Regions from separate parts of the Homo sapiens genome. Here region 2 is linked to region 1. The links are chromatin loops, found by intact Hi-C in ENCODE. Cell type or tissue: HepG2. All regions are shown on one strand. Links, peaks and the distances in the headings refer to the core of each region. The heading gives the core; the rest is flanking DNA. Region 1 overlaps AKAP9 (A-kinase anchoring protein 9). Region 2 has its middle 24 kb from the start of GATAD1.

Region 1 (8,342 bases), core at 343-8,342:
ATTTAGATACACTTATGCAAGAAAATAGGCTAGTGGATCAGAAGTCTTTTTAGGTCTGCTTTCTCATGGAAAATGAACATAAATATAATCCTCTGTGCTTGAGTTAAATTATCCATTTATTCCCTTTTATGGAGACAGTGCTCTGGAAGTAAGTTCACTGTCTTTCAAGGTATGTTGTCTGCTGAATACTTTGGCAGCCATGTTGAGAAGTATCTAAGAGAACTGCTAACAACAACAACAAAAGCACAAAATACATCTGTAATGCACAGAACATTCTCAGAGTCTCTTCTGAATATGGCAGTCAACCTGGTCTAGGTCTTACCAGCAGAACAGCAAAATCCCTCCCTAAATGGTTAAGTGAAACAAGCTTGTGAAATAATTGTTTTTTAAAAAGCATAATTTGATAAACACTTTTATCAGACCAAGAAAATGTTACCTAATTCTTCTCTATAAAGATCCATATGCAGAAATAAAATAGCCGTGACTGAGAGCTTAACCAAGAGTGAAGTTAATTTGAAAAATCCTTCCACCAAGTTTGAAAAGAGTGAATTTGAAAGCAAGGTTTAAAATTCAGTATTATTTCAGCTCTTAATTTACTAAAAACAATTTTTAAAACTATCTTTGAACTCAGCTAAGGTGTTTAAAAATCAGTTTTATTTGCAATTCCAAATCAAGCTTTTCTCTGTACCTAGAAACACACTACTGGCCAACTTATAATTAGGCAAACCTTCCATAAATGGGATAATTTCTTTTCATTTCTCCACATGAAATTTAACAAACAGAATTCTCTCAAAAATTACAAAAACTGGCATTTTAGGTCTGCCTCTATGGGAGAAGTGCTTGAGTGTGGAATGGTAGTGAACTGTGGGCTTGATCTTGTGAGCCAGGAGTCCACATCCTATGTTTCTCCATCTCACAAAACTTTTCCCCTCTTTTGATTTCCTCATTTCCCTCTCCTACAAGGAAAAAGAAATTGAAAAAACAAGAGACAATGGAGTTCAGCAATGTGATGGGAAGAAATAGAAAGAAGAGGCCGGGCATGGTGGCTCACGCCTGTAATCCTAGCACTTTGGGAGGCCAAACCAGGGAGATCACCTGAGGTCAGGAATTCAAGACCAGCCTGGCTAACAGGGTAAAATCCTGTCTCTACTAAAAATACAAAAATTAGCTGGGCATGGTGGCATGCACCTGTAGTCCCAGCTAGTTGAGAGGCTGAGGCAGGAGAATTGCTTGAACCCGGGAGACAGAGGTTGCAGTGAGCCCAGACTGCGCCACTGCACTCCAGCCTGGGCGACAGAGCAAGACTCTGTCTCAAAAAAAAAAAAAAAAAAAAAGAAACGGAAAGAAGAGCTGAATCCACACAGCTGAAGGAAGACAGAGTTACGAAGACAGCTCTGGCATATCAGGACCTAATCTCTGGATCCATACACATTGTGTAATATTTCAACTCACTTTTTCAAAAGGAAGAAAGAATCTAGCAAAGGACAGTCCAAAGGTAACACCAAATCTTGGGTTTCTTATCAAGACTTTCTTCTAACCATTTCAACAGGTACATGAAGCTGGTGCTGGGTTCCTAAAAAGTCTTTATTTCTAATCTTTCCTTAATCTATAGGATGGTTTCAGGATGTCATCCATACCTCACAGATACTGGTAAGAGTACTAAGTGCTGATATATAAATTTTCTTTTATCGGTGGAGAAATGTAACAGCATTCTGGTTTATGTAGGCACTGTGGCAACCCTGGGTAAATATAATGACAACTCTATGATACCCACTTGCAAATGCTATACAATAATGGTGTTTGAAAAGAGTTGCTCTAATGTATTTCTGTTTGAAGGTCCATTTGCTGGAAAATACTTATTTTCTCTTCTATATTTTCAACACATGGCAAAATGCCTTGAACTCAGCAGATTTGTTGAAATGATTGTTTCCACAACACAGAAAACTAGTACCTCTTGTATGTTCCTCATGGACACATGACTTTACAGATGCCTCTGCTTCTGACCTCCAAATTAGGCTGGCAGATGACTGGCTTTTACTAGATCTATCTAGAATCCCAAGGACATGGCGACCAATTGTTTCTTCAACAGCTGCTGTTGTCTTTACAACTTCTAAGAGGATCTTCAAAAGTCTATTATTAGCTTTCTGGAGTGCATACCTGTATAGATAAAGAAGCACTGATTAAAATGTTTAATATTTTTGAAGCAAACACTTTGCTTATGTCCACTAAAAAGTACACTGCAAAATATTTGATTTGAAAAATAACAGATGATCCTTTTTATTAAAATACCCAATAGCATCTACAATAAAGTGCTTCTTGTTTTTTATTTGTAACTATATTATAAAATGATTTGTTTTTGTCTGAAAAATTTTGGCCAATTAGCTTAATCATACCATTTTTTAAAATGTACGGTATTTAATTGACTTGAAAAAAATAACTAAAGTCTTAAGCCAGTAACTAGGTTAAGAGAAAATCTTGGGAGACAAAATTTAAGTTTTAAAAAGTATGGTAGTGCCAAAGCATATGCAAGTTATTGAGCTTGCTGCCCATGGTTATACATATGTATTTTGCACATTTAAATCTTTCTATATGTTAAACATAAAAACATATTTTGAAACATAATTTTAAAATCACACCAGAAAAAATTATGTGGTAGTATTTGTACAAGTTAATGGTAATGAGCTGAATGTTTAAATTACAAAAAGTAATAGTTAGGCAGCGATGTGTTTTTAAAAAGGTCTGTAATGAAATTTCACTATCTGTCAACACCACAGAGAGTATCATAGGCCGTTTTTATTACATCTGCTCCAGGGACAGAAATTTCTCAAGTTACACTCACCACACTCATTTAAGTCGGCAGAAGAAACCTGTTTTCAACTAGAATGAATTTGGTGTGTCTCTCTTTTTAAAAAGTAATCCTTATTTTAAAAAATTTGGAAAATACTGCTAACCACTCACCAAAAAACCTCAGCAATCACTATTACAATTTTAATGCCTGTATTTCTAGACTTTTCCTCCTGCCTCTCTTATAAATATATACGTATTTTAAAAACAAAAATGAGATCATCCCGAACAAAGTGTTTTTGTACACTCTCTTTTTTGCTTAACATGAACATTCTACCATGCAAAGAAAGCTACTTCCATAAATGGTGATTCAGAAGACTGCCTGATTAATTTTCTTAAAAACTAAACAACTCTCTTGTCCTAGCAACTCAGTTCAACAAAGGCACACTTTATACATGCAGACAAAATAAAAGATTTTCATGGTAAAGGTCTTCTGCCTTAAGACAGTTTTATCTTTTAGCTTCACACTGTAGGAGCTTGCCAAAAATCAGGCTAAAGGATACCTGTTTCACAGGCACATGACATATCTATTTTAAGACAAGATAATAAATGGAGAAGTTTTCCGTTAGTATTTGTCAAGTGAAAGAGACGGTTCTATTTTTGCACCTAGATCAAGTTCTCTGCTTATATAATCAAGAATACTAAAAATAAAACTAAACTAATTTAGTAGGAAGCCAAGGGTTTTATTTCCTTAACTTGTTCTGAGGTTTTGTTTAAGCCCCAAACCCCAGAACTAGAATAATGTGAAAATATTTCTACTTAAGAGAAATGATTAAAATTAATATGGTGGTTAAAAAAAAATACTCATTTTATTGGCACTTACTATAAAAATTCCTAGAAATTAAATACTGCATAGTTTTCAAAATTTACCAATTAGAGATAAATAATATAAAATAAACAAAGTGTTTATTTTATATTGCCGTGGTAACTCTAATTTTCATACACTGTCTTTCTTGTTTGAGTTCCATACTGACTGCGTTCCATACTGATGATCCAATGGGGAAGCCAAAATCTTAGGGGCCAAATTCCTCCATGCAAGCTGAGGAAGGAGGTTAGGAGGACACAAGAGGGTTGACAGTCACAGAAATTGGAAAAGGAGGAAATTAAGAAGTAAATATTAGTTTTAATTTAAAATTAAAGAAATTATTTTCATTTGAACAAAACAAAGTTTAAAATATTGTGCTTAAAGTCTTTAATACTAATGTAGGATAACTATTCTCACTTAATATTTCACATTTTTATATTAACCTCTACAAAATCAAAGTAAGGAAAAGTTTTGCTAACATCAGGTGATTAACAGTTAAGTATGTGATTAATATCCAATCAAAATTTATATAGAAAAGATTTTTTTAAAATGTTATCTATTTAATGATGAAAAACTGAAAATCCTTTACATACTACACATACATGGACATGTTTCATACACAGATGGTATGATGATTTTTAAGACAAAGTATCAATGTACAAGATAAAAATAAGGACAAAGTCTATTACATTGAAACAACCATTTTAATTTACTTTGCACTGAAAAAGTACACATTTTGTATACCTTTCATTAGACAAAATCTCAGGAGGCACATCTTCAGGTTTTCTGTCTAATTCCTTTTCTTTAAATGTTTGTTCTTCAACTTCTCCTTGGTTTTCATTTCCATTCTGTTTAAGTTTGTGTAAAGGAAGAGAGGAGAAGACAGAAAGAAAACCTGTCAACTTGGAAACAGCATGTCATTCTTCTATATTGGTATGAGATAAAATAGAAACCTCTGTGCACAAAATTGATACTGGTTGGTATAATATTTAACTACACTCGAGATTAGTGTTATCAAAAGAGGATAAAACATTCTCGTACACAAATAAAAAATTTTAATGGGTTCAAATTATCCATGCTGTAGTGCAACAATAAAGTTTGTTAGGTTCTCTTTGGTGAAACAATACTTGCTGTTAACAGAATGTCAGATTCAAATTACCTTAAATGAAATGTAAGGCATTTTGACTCCACCTACCTTACACACATGCAGTCACAAATATGTTAAGCTCAGTACCTATAAAAGAATACATCTCATACCAACAACAAAGACAAACAAATCCTACTGAATTGGTGATCCATTGCTCCTAGGTGGGGCAAAGTCCATACTACCTGTGTTTGCGTACTGCTGTTGCGCAGCTCACAACACAGCTTCTCTCTTCCAGCTAAAGACAGCTGCTTTAGTGCTTCCAGCTCCTCTAAAAGCACCCTCTCTCTCTCTGAAACCAGGTTTTCATTATCTATGGAGGATCTCTAAATAAGAAAAAAGGTCATGAAAGAATACTGTTTGTGATAGAGAAAAAGGGTAGAAATATTAAGCAGATTTCTTTTAACCCCCGGGACCAACAGGCCCTGGTTCTACTTATGATTCATATTCCATCGTAAGGGGTTAAAAGTATATACAAAGATCAATGCAAAATTTAAAATATTTTTTAAAAGCCAATTAAGTCTATATATTCAGGAATTTGTGCAGTTCAATTAATTTTTGTCAATTTTGCATTGAAAATTAAGAAGTTTGAATTCACAAAATGCAATGAAGAAAAGCAAAGTTAATTTTTCCAAATAATGTTTTATGCTCAGCTCCCAATTATCTTATTATTTTATGTTTGAAAGAATACTGTTAATAGTTATCTCTAGATATTTATTATCTCTCTTAGCTTCAGTTTTCAAAATTAAATTCAATAAGTTTTCATAAGAACTTCTACATAAATATTTCTTGCTTTTCTGCAATGGTTTTGTGAGTATATTTTATACAGCAGTTGACAAGAATCCAGCTCCCAAATACCAAGAAGTATTTAAATTTAGTCAAGAAAGGGATAAGAATGTTAAATAAATTTGCATTTCTCAAATCAAGAAGAGATGTTTCCCTGGAAAGAGTTTCAGAAGCATACTACTTCCGATTTCCATTCATGATTAAAAAGATGGATTAAAGACAGATAAAGGTAAACCTTCGAGATGCTAATTGGTGGACTCACAAAACTATAAATGAAGATAGTAAAACTGAATGATAGTAACTGCATAATGGAGCACCTCAGCACAATGTTATTTCCAAAATGTCAAAGTGAGTTTGCTATATATGGCTAATGGAATGATTTAAAAGAAAAAAACAAAACCGTGTAGCCACTTTTCCAGTGCTTGAAAAAGGAGTTAAATAAAATGACAGAAAGACAATGCCCACTCCAAGGTTGAGATAGGTGTCCCTAACAAGATCTAAAGCTGCTGTCTTAGTATAGAGTGTGTTCCTGATGCTAAATATATGTAGTTTATTCAGATTTCGGCAAAAAAAAAAAAAAATTATGGCTACATAAAAAATACTGTTGTTTTAATTGGGGATCTGGTTCAAGTTGGTGTTTGGAAAAAAAAATAACTGGGGAGAGAAAGGGGACTACAAGACCCTTACCTGGGCTAATTGTCTATTAAGTCTCTTAATCTCTTCTTGTAGCTGTTCCTGGTCTTCTCGCTGTCTCTCCATTTGCCGCATATGTGCTTGCCTTAACAATTCCGTTGCCTGTTGATGTTCTTGGTATTGTCGTACAAGTTCCTGTCTCATATCTTCCAACTGTTCTTCATTCAACATTAGTTGTCTAGAAGCATCCATGCTTGACACTGAAATCTCATCATGAATCTTTAATAGTAAAAAAAAAAAAAAAAACAATTCAACCATAACACATTTTGTAAAAATCTGTCAGCATTAATATTGTAAACAAATACGAAAGCAATTCTATTCCTTATCCCATAAAGCATGTGATATTTTATTATTAAACAAAAACATAATTTTTAAAATGGTGTTTTTCTTAATTACAACTCTAAAACAACATAAAGCTACTTTATCATTATTTTCCAAAAGCAAAACAGCTATTTATCAATTAGTTTAGACTTAATCTAATTCTAATAGAAAAAAAAGAACTAAGATACTTAAGATTCCTTCTACTCTTAACGAAGCTATAATGCCATTATTCCTCTTGACATTTTATGAAGGGAAAATAATATCCATGGAATATTTATATTTTAAAATTAAATGTATGAAACATGAGAAACTACCCATTTAATTTACACAGTGGTTATCACAGTACTACAGAGAACTACTGATAAAAAATAATTTTCAATACATTTTATTTGAAGATAAAAGCTTTACATTCCAGAGTCTCACACTCATAAGAAGTCAACTCCTTAATATGTTCTACGAGTACATCATTTCCTGGAGGAATGTTACTTATACAAATAATTTTGCTTTGAACAGTTGCTGGTAAATTAAAGAGGTCTTGAAGAACACCTAACAAGTTTTGCATTCCATAAAGAGTTGGCAATTTTATTTTATTTATTTTTGAGAGGGAGTCTTGGTGTCACCCAGGCTGGAGTGCAGTGGCACCACCTTGGCTCACTGCAACCTTCATCTCCCCAGTTCAAGTGATTCCTCTGCCTCAGCCTCCCAAGTAGCTGGGATTACAGGCATGTACTGCCATGCCCAGCTAATTTTTGTATTTTTAGTAGAGAGGGGGTTTTACCATGTTGGCTAAGCTGGTCTCGAACTCCTGACCTCAAGTGATCCACCTGCCTCGGCCTCCCAAAGTGCTGGGATTACAGGCATGAGCCACCACACTCGGCCTGGAGTTGGCAATTTTACTTGAATATTAGTCTGAACAAAACATAACCTATCCTGAATATTAATAAAAAATTTTAATTCAGATAATGTTAAAAGAAGTAGGATTTATTACTTTCTGTTAAAGGCAGTGAACAGTTGAGGTACAGACACAGAATGGATCTTCTATTAATAAATAAGTACATAAATCAAGAATTAGGATATAGATAGTAAAATCTTTTAGTCTTCCTAAATAGGTAGCTATTTCCTTCTAATGTTGTTATATTTAATTAAGCAAATCTTTTATTCACAGATATTACCAAATTGTAGTATAATTAATCTTGAATTGGTTGAAACAGAATTAATGTACGTACAACTTACAATGGGATTTTACCAGGTACAACATCTTTAAGATAAACAAGAATACTATGAACCAGACTTGTTTTATTTGATACTAATATTAAGTCACTTATCCATATATCTTACAATTAATAAAACACATTAACAGTGTGAACTGGCTGGGCACGGTGGCTCATGCCTGTAATCCCAGCACTTTGGGAGGCTGAGGAGGGTAGATCACAAGGTCAAGAGATCGAGACCATCCTGTCCAACATGGTAAAATCCTGTCTCTACTAAAAATACAAAAATTAGCTGGATGTGGTGGCACGCGCATGGAGTCCCAGTTACTCAGGAGGCTGAGGCAGGAGAATCGCCTGAACCTGGGAGATGGAGGTTGCAGTGAGCCGAGATCATGCCACTGCACTCCACCCTGGCGACAGAGTGAGACTCAGCCTCAAAAACAAAACAAAACAAAACAACGTGAGTCATAAGACTGAATTTGATATTTTCCTCCTCCAAACATTAAGCAGCACTATTGCTAATATTTTTAAAGTGAAA
Region 2 (8,342 bases), core at 56-8,055, 380 kb before region 1:
TGAGTGTGTGGGTGTGGGTGTTACTATTGTCAACCTAAATTAACGATAGAGAGAGAGGCTTCCTGCAGAGTGTATTCGGAAGTGGCAGGGGCATTGCCAGGTGGGATACACGGGCCATGATGGATGATGGAGAGGTTGGGATAAGAGGAAGCCTTTAAAAGGCAAAGAGAAGTCTATGTAAATTATTTTGAAACAAAGATCATTGGTCAAAGGGGCTTGTCACGGGAGCTGGTGCTAAGTCATTGGTGGAGACAGCCATTGCCAGGCAAGTGTTTTTGTGAGAGCAGCTTGGCTGGAATGCTGCGATCTTGAGGAATTTTTTGTGATATACCCTATTATAGACATGTGGGCAGGACACGTAGGGACATGTGGGGCATATAGAAATTTCTTGCGTGTTTTTAAAAGGTCTTTGGGCTAGTTCTTATCTCAGATATATGAGATCCCCTCCTTCATGACCTCTGGCTCCATTCTGGGTGTGACCTAAGTGACTCCATCTTGGCACTGGTGACTTTCACACTATACAGGGCTGGGGCAGTATAAGAGAGGTCTTTGTGCATGTTTTCTTGAAGGATAGACAGTTCTGAATCTTGATTGTGATGGAGGTTACAGGCATCTGCACATAGATTTGTGTCATAATTTGATGACATAGATGATATATACACTGTATCAATGTCAAATTACTGGTTTTGGTACTGTACTATAAATACATGAGATGTAATCACTGGGGGAAACTAAGTGAAGATTTCACGGGACCTCTTTATCTCTCTGCAACTTCCTGTGAATCTATAATTATTTTAAAATAAAAATATTTTAATGCCCCATAAGCTATCTGTGGATGGAAATGAGAAAAGTTAATTTTAAAAGCTAAGAAGGCCGGGCGCAGTGGCTCACGCCTGTAATCCCAGCACTTTGGGAGGCCGAGGAGGGCAGATCACCTGAGGTCTGGAGTTCGTAGACCAGCCTGGCCAACATGGTGAAACCCCATCTCTACTAAAAATACAAAAATTAGCCGGGCGTGGTGGCAGGCACCTGTAATCCCAGCTACTCGGGAGGCTGAGGCAGGAGACTCGCTTGAACCCGGGAGGTGGAGGTTGCAGTGAGACGAGATCGCGCCATTGCACTCCAGTCTGGGCGACAAGAGCGAGACTTTGTCTCAAAAAAAAAAAAAAAAACAAAACTAAGAAAAGGCAAAAATAATAATTAACATTTTTGTTTATAATACTATGAGATAAGTAAGATCATGGTAAGTATTACTATGATCTATATCTACATCTATTTATCTCTGTATAATATACGCTATGATATAGTCTGTGAAAGCAAATAACACGTGGTTTTAAATTATCCTCCAGCTCAGCATTTTTTGCCATACTTATTATACTTGATTGCTGTGGGAATCTCCCCCGTCAGGTGCCTGCAGATTACATTCTCCTGGGATTCTTTGTAAGTAAACCTTGACAGCACCTGTTCTAGTTCACCTCTGAAATATATTTTTGTCGCGTTATTAAATTCATTCATTTTATTGTGGAAACTCTTCCTGTGGAACAATACAGATAGAAATTACTTGTGAAACATTCTCTTGGCGGAATTTTGTTTGTAATGAAGTAGTAAACTTATGAGATGGTATCACACCCTTTGAGCAGATTAGGGGATCTGGGCATCTGGGCGACTTCCTGCTGGCACACTTGCCTCTGATGAGGGCACCTTGGGGAGCGCACTCCCGAGTCTGGGCTGCACTTCAGGAACAGTTAACCTGACTGTTGCTGGGACCCCTCTCAGGTGCAAACACATTTCGTTATGGAGAGTGGATTCCACGTCTAGTTCACAAAGTCGTGTGCAAGAAGTTTATATTTCTTTATTCTTGTAAAATGTATTTTATTTCTTCTTGAAGTCCCACTGGAAGCAGAACCCATCTCTGAGCGAGGTTCTCCCTCATTTCCACAGCTTGAGATGCATCTCAGCTCATGAGGGCTTTCCCAGCACCGCAGAGTCAGGGGCTGAGAGGGCTCTCCTGATTTAACTGCGGCTTGGTTCCTGGTCCCGCGTTCCGGGTTCCCCAGCGCCTCATTGTGGTGGCTTCCACTCACAAGGCTTCGCCACATCTGCCCATTTTCTGTCGTTGGTGCCACCCTAGACCACAGAACCCAGGGTGGCTCCCTTTCTTGCAGCCAATTCCTTTCTGTGCTGCCCACAGAAACCCCAGGATCGTGCCAGCTCTCAGCAGGTACCTGAAGCTCCTAGATTTTTCTAAACCTGAATAGAACTCGAATTTCCACCAGTTTCCCTGCATTCCAACTCAGGGCTTAGCTCCCCAAAGGTCGCAGGGCTCCTCCCCAGGGACCCGGCATCCTCCAGGAGTCAGGCGGGTCAAGCCAAACCTCTTGCCTCCCGGAGGTGTGGTCTCTCTGAAGCTCACAGATAGTAACTCCGAGAGTGTTTGGGTCCTCTTATGAAAACCCAGAACCGTCTCAGTATGATTCAGGAGATTGTCAGCAAACAATTCTTTCTTTTTTTTTTTGGAGACGAAGTCTCTCGCTCTTGTCGCCCAGGCTGGAGTGCAATGGCACGATCTCGGCTCACTGCAACCTCCGCCTCCCAGGTTCAAGCGATTCTCCTGCCTCAGCCTCCCGAGTACCTGGGATTATAGGTGCATACCACCACGCCCGGCTAATTTTTGTATTTTTAGTAGAGATGGGGTTTCACCATGTTGGCCAGGCTGGTCTAAGAAATCCTGACCTCAGGTGATCCGCCTGCCTCGGCCTCCCAAAGTGCTGGGATTACAGATGTGAGCAACCGCGCCCGGCCAGCAAACGATTCTTTTTTGGGGAAGGTTGGCATTTCTTCCCAAGCAGTGTTGATCATTCTTTCACGGGAAGATTTATTTACCAATTGATTTATTCCCCATCTGATTCCAAATAAGACTTGAGGTGGCTTATAAAAATATCCATAATATACGAAGATAAGATCAATTAATGGAGAAATCTGATGAAAGGAAAAATGGGCTAGAAAATAAAGATAATGGTTAGATTAGTGTACAAAATGCATCAAGTCCTATGCACGCGTCTGGAGCCTAGGTTTGGTTCTGCGCCCCCTGGTGGTCAAAGTGAGCAAGAACACGTGACCGTCGGTGAGACTCAGCACCAGTACGGTGTAGCGACCCTGGGGATTTACATGCTGGGAGGAATAGCTAGCTCCTGAGGCTGGAGAAGACGGGCTGCCTGCTGTCCACGTTTGGACATTGCCTCACCTGCCAAAGCATGGAGGAGGCTTCCTTAGCTGGTGTGGGTACCCTGTTCACTGCCCGGGCCAGCAGTGGGGTGTCCCAGTTCCTGCACTGACAGCACAGATCACACTCAGAACGGGGCGGGGCTGGAAGCCAGACAGAGGCGGGAATCTGGGAGCCGAGACGGTGGGGGAAGGGCGACAGGAGGGCGTGCTGGTTTCCCAGAAATGTTTGAGTTTTTTACTTAAAAATTTTAAATGGCCTTAACGTTTATTACAAGAGATAAAAGTTATTGGTCTCCAAGGAAGCTCTCATCTCTGAGGTTTTGCTGTTTATCTCAAAGCAAGTAACGGCTTAAAAGAAGAGATATTATACAGGGGCAAAGCATTAGTTATGTTTTCCAGACTTAACCTCATGCCCAAGGGTTAAAAGATATATGGGAAAAAGCCCATTTCAGAAAAGGAGTTGAGGGAAAAAAGGAAAACACATTTCACTGACAACAGCTTTTGTCCCATAGAATTTTGGCCTCTTGAGCCCATGTTCTGAGCTCTTGAAGTCTTCAGACAGTTGTGACTTCCACGGCCTCTTCCTATTCTCTCTTCCACTCTTTCAAAAACCGAAAGCCATTTTCTAGCTTGAAACCATTTCCTCTTCTCTCTCCCTGTCTCCTCCCAGTCGCTCCCAATTACACATACAGTCACACATTTACACACACAACACACAGTCACACACACTCCACACCCCCTCATGCCATTCGCACCACACACACCCCTTACGCCACATACACACACACAGTCACACACACACCACACATTTACACACACCACTCATAGCACATACACACACAGTCATACACACACCACACATTTACACACACTACTCATACCACATACACCACATACACATGCACACTCACACACTTACACATATTACACAGACACACAGGCACACACACCACACACACCTCACTCAAACTCACATATACACCATCCACACCACACACATGTACACCTCCTTCATGTGCTGCTGGAGCTGGAGAAATAGGAAGCAACCGATCCAGTATAAGAGGAAGAAAGTCATCTGGAGAGGAAGGCTGGAAGCAAGCACATTATTAAATATCATTTGTATGGAGACTAGATACACTGTTTTCCCTATAATGGAAATAGAGAAAGCCAACTTAATTAAGTTGTACAAAGTAGAGAATCAGGCAATTACCCACTGGGTTTGGAGATGCCAGAGGGGCAACCCAGGACTTTGGAGACTCCACTTCTTTCCCAGCCTCTGCTCCTGGCCATCCTTGGCCAGCGGGAGTTCAAAGCCTTCTCTCGCAGGCCTCGTACTAGGATGGGCCTTCATTTTTACCCCTGGAGACTGGAGGAGTCTTTCCTGGCTCTGCCCGTGGACCAGTGGGTCAGCCCAGTCTCTGGATTTGCCTCTGGCAGAGCAGCCTTGGAGCTGGGCATGCCTTCAGCCCTGCGGCCACTGCTCTGTTGTCCTCATGCCTTGGTGGGCCTGACTGTGGGCCTGGGCACAACCTCAGTGCCTTTCTTGGTCTCATCCTCCAGCCTGACTGCCTGCTGGCTCTCAGCCCCTGCCCCTATCCCACCTTTCCCCGCACCCCTGGCTCTATTTGGGTGATGACAGTCCTCCTAAGCCCAGGACTGCACCTGCAGACGCAGCTCCACACTCTGCTCTGCCAGTATCTGCCCTCCAGCCCCATCTCCGGCACTGGGAAGACCTTGTTTCTCATCCCATGTCTGAGGTTGGAAGGCTGTCCCTCAGGTGCCTTGGAAAGCATCTGTACCCAGAATGTTATGAAGCTTAGATACCGCATATCCTGTCCTGATGAAACATTGATACAGTGTGGATGGCCCCCTTTGATGAATGACAATATGGTCTACAAATGAACCTTTTTACCTTGGTTTCTACATTCATAATTAATACATGTTCAATTCACTGAGTATGTTAAAGTTACTATTGTGTTCAAAGAAATGTTTACTAATAAATAATTTTCTCTTGTCCATCATAGGGAGGATGTTACAGAAATACTGAATTCTATTCATTCCCCATAGTTGCCCTGTGGCTGTGTGTACCAGGCTGTGCATATTCCGCCTTGCTCCCTAGACCCTGCTCAGAAGCACACCCCTCAAATCACCTCTTCTGGATTCCGGGCCTCGCCCCCATGCCTCGGGAAGCAGGCTTCTGATTTATTGTGAATTTTGTTTTTAGACAGCTCTTCAAGGTCTGCAGCTAGGAGCCGTATCAGTGTGAGTCTTTGATACACATTTCCTTTGATTTGTGTGTGCTTTTCTCGGAATGTATGTGAACAATAATCACAGTCTCTGGTTTTAGTTTCTACAAGGCCGAGGAAGTGTCATGGGCAACAGCTGCAACCACTCTGGTGATGCTAGCACTCACTTTGTTTGCTCTACAAACAAAAGTAGGTATTATTGAAGGGAGTGTGCCAGGTATGTCCCTTTGTCCCCAACCCATTTTCCTATGCCTTCCCCTGCTCTCTCAGTCCTGGAGGTCTCACCTCCAGGGCCCTCTTGCCTTAGGGCTTTCCATGGGCTTTGGCCAATGGGGAGTTCCAGCTGGAGACAGGAGGCAGGAAGAGAGAGGTACTGATTCCTATGGCTTCCTCCCAATGACAAGTTCCTCTTGGGCTAGCGGTGTGCCTTAGCAAGATTCACTGCCTGTCACAAGGTGGCCAACTCAACACAACCTTCTGGACTCCTGTAACTGCCCCCTCTCCTTTCCTCTTTGGGCCTGGGGCTGGTAACAGCTCTTTGGCTGGCTGCCAGACTAGCTTACTTCACTACCCGTTCTGGTTGCCTGCAGACACTTCTGTGGAGAGTTCCTTTACAAACAAACCCTCCTCAAATCATCCTATTTGAGTGTGTCATCTGTTCCTTGCTGGGGCCCTGACTGATACAGGGAATTTAAAAATTTAAAAGTTGTACAGTTTACCAGGCTCCAAAATGCCAAGATGTCCCAGAGAACATCTCATAATTTGAGATTATTTCAGTTGAATTGTGAGATGGCTCAGCCTCTGTCCAACCATAGGGTGTTCTTGAGATCTGATGCAGCATTTCCTGCGGCCCCTCCTTTCAGTCCTGGTCAATTTCCTTTTGTAAAGCATGGGCTGGCCTTAGTTAGGTAAATAACTTACACAGAAGGGAGTGCATTTCCCAAGCTGTTTGGCACACATCATAAGGAAGATCTTACACACATGCAGAATTTTAGCATTTTCCTAGTGGAAAAAGAAGTGTCAGAGAGACAGAAGGATCTACTAGATATTTAGTTAAACTGTATCAAAAGTTAGAGATTCAACTTTAATTCATGATGAGATCAGTATTTGCCATCTTAAAGCTGGCCATTTGTAGAAACCAGCCTATTTGTAAATAGATAGGCTTCCTTGCAATGAGTAAGGTGGACCACTGTTGAATGCACAGACTCCTTAAGCCATTTAAAATCCTCTAAGCTGGCCAGGTGTGGTGGCTCATGCCTGTAATCCCAGCACTTTCGGGAAGCCAAGGCGGGCGGATCACAAGGTCAAGAGATCGAGACCATCCTGGCCAACATGGTAAAACCCCGTCTCTACTAAAAATACAAAAATCAGCTGGGTGTGGTGGCGTGCGCCTGTAGTCCCATCTACTCAGGAGGCTGAGGCAGGAGAATCGCTTGAACCCCGGAGGCGGAGGTTGCAGTGAACCGAGATCGTGCCACTGCACTCCAGCCTGGTGACAGAATGAGACTATGTCTCAAAAAAAAAAATCCTCTAAACTGCCAGAATACTTTTTAAAAAGCCCATTAGTATTTTAAGTCACAGGTAACCTATGACCTGGGTTCAGGGGAGTGAATATTGCATTGCAAAGCATTTTATTTTATTGTTTGTTTATTTATTTATTTTTGAGACAGGCTCTTGCCCTGTCACCCAGGCTGGAGTGCAGTGGTGCAGACATGGCTCATTGCAGCCTCTGCTTCCAGGGCTCAAGTGATCCTCCCATCTCAGCCTCCCAAGTAGCTGGGACTACAAGCATTTGCCACCACACCTGGCTAATTTTTAAATATTTTGTAGAGTAGGGTTCTCCTTATGTTGCCCAGGCTGGTCTTGAATTCCTAGGCTCAAGTGATTCTCCCTCCTCACCTCCAAAACTGCTAGGATTACAGGCATGAGCCACTATGCCCGGCCAGAAAATATTTTAAAGATGGTATTCACATTGATGACTTTGAAAGGCAGCTGAACCCATGGTCAACCACATTCTTCTCCCTTATTATGTATTGGAGATGGCAAAATTCAGTCCAACCACAACCCAAGCAGTGTAGAGGAAATGTAGGAACACAATGAGTCTTGAGTTTTTTCATGAACCCCAACTGTCCACTTAGCAGGGAGAAAATTAACTAAATGTCCATTTGGTTTAACTGTAATTGGACCTCACAGTTGAAGCAGTTCCTTTGGGCTGGGTGATAGTGTCATGTGGATACAAAACACTCAGCTGCTCAGCCTCCCTGTCTCCCTGCCTTTCTCTCTAAAGTGGGGTCTGGGAATATGGGATGTGACTGTGGTTTGTGTGGGCTCTTGGCACTGGCCAAGAAGGGGACAGGGCGAGGATGGGGTGGGGATGCTACCGTCCACCATTGTTCCTGAATGACTGTCACCTGGACCCCAGAGTGACTGCCTGCTCTGTGGGCCTCTGAAGCTGACAACCCACCACAGGTGTGACTTGGAACCTGCTCTCTCTTGGGCTTGGTCAGAGCTGACAGGGCTCCCCACCTGAATTTACCTCACCCCAGTTATCCTTCCTTAATGATGTCACATCTTCTTTCTGCCAACAAGGAGCAAGCCTTAGGGTTTCATTGTCCTAAGCCAGATTTACTGCTCTCCAGACCTGGGTTGTCCAAGAGAAGTATAATGTGAGCCACAAATGCAAGTCATATGTATAATCTTAAATTTTCTAGTAACTACAGTAAAAAGTCAAAAGGGACAGGTGACATTCTTTAGATAGTATATTTTATTTAACCATATAACTCATAACCATATATATATATATATATATATATATATATATGCAGCATTACCATTTTGACACGTAATCCACATAACCCAAATATGAATGAG

What was found. Peaks named below come from ENCODE experiments on the same cell type or tissue, not always from the same donor. Only the 100,000 strongest peaks of a DNase experiment are listed, where the experiment ranks them.
Region 2: it touches region 1 in a loop (9-fold over the local background); 2 of 110 quality-filtered maps call a loop at or near these places.

The regions. Positions count from the first base shown.
Region 1 is chr7:92,038,823-92,047,164 of GRCh38, reverse strand. It overlaps AKAP9 (A-kinase anchoring protein 9), which reads right to left. Exons shown (of 50, transcript NM_005751.5): 18 at 6,267-6,491; 19 at 4,979-5,119; 20 at 4,394-4,497; 21 at 1,952-2,157. Among named protein-coding and RNA genes, the nearest start is that of CYP51A1, 91 kb to the left of the region's middle. RefSeq lists a silencer at 4,836-5,130 and an enhancer at 4,836-5,130. In HepG2, for the core only: no CTCF peak of the experiment used is centred there; a DNase peak (open chromatin) is centred at 4,954.
Region 2 is chr7:92,419,514-92,427,855 of GRCh38, reverse strand. It overlaps the pseudogene TMBIM7P. Among named protein-coding and RNA genes, the nearest start is that of GATAD1, 24 kb to the left of the region's middle. RefSeq lists a silencer at 3,010-3,129 and an enhancer at 4,387-4,887. In HepG2, for the core only: a CTCF peak has its summit at 3,100 (motif pointing left); a DNase peak (open chromatin) is centred at 3,125; H3K4me3 peaks cover 635 bases.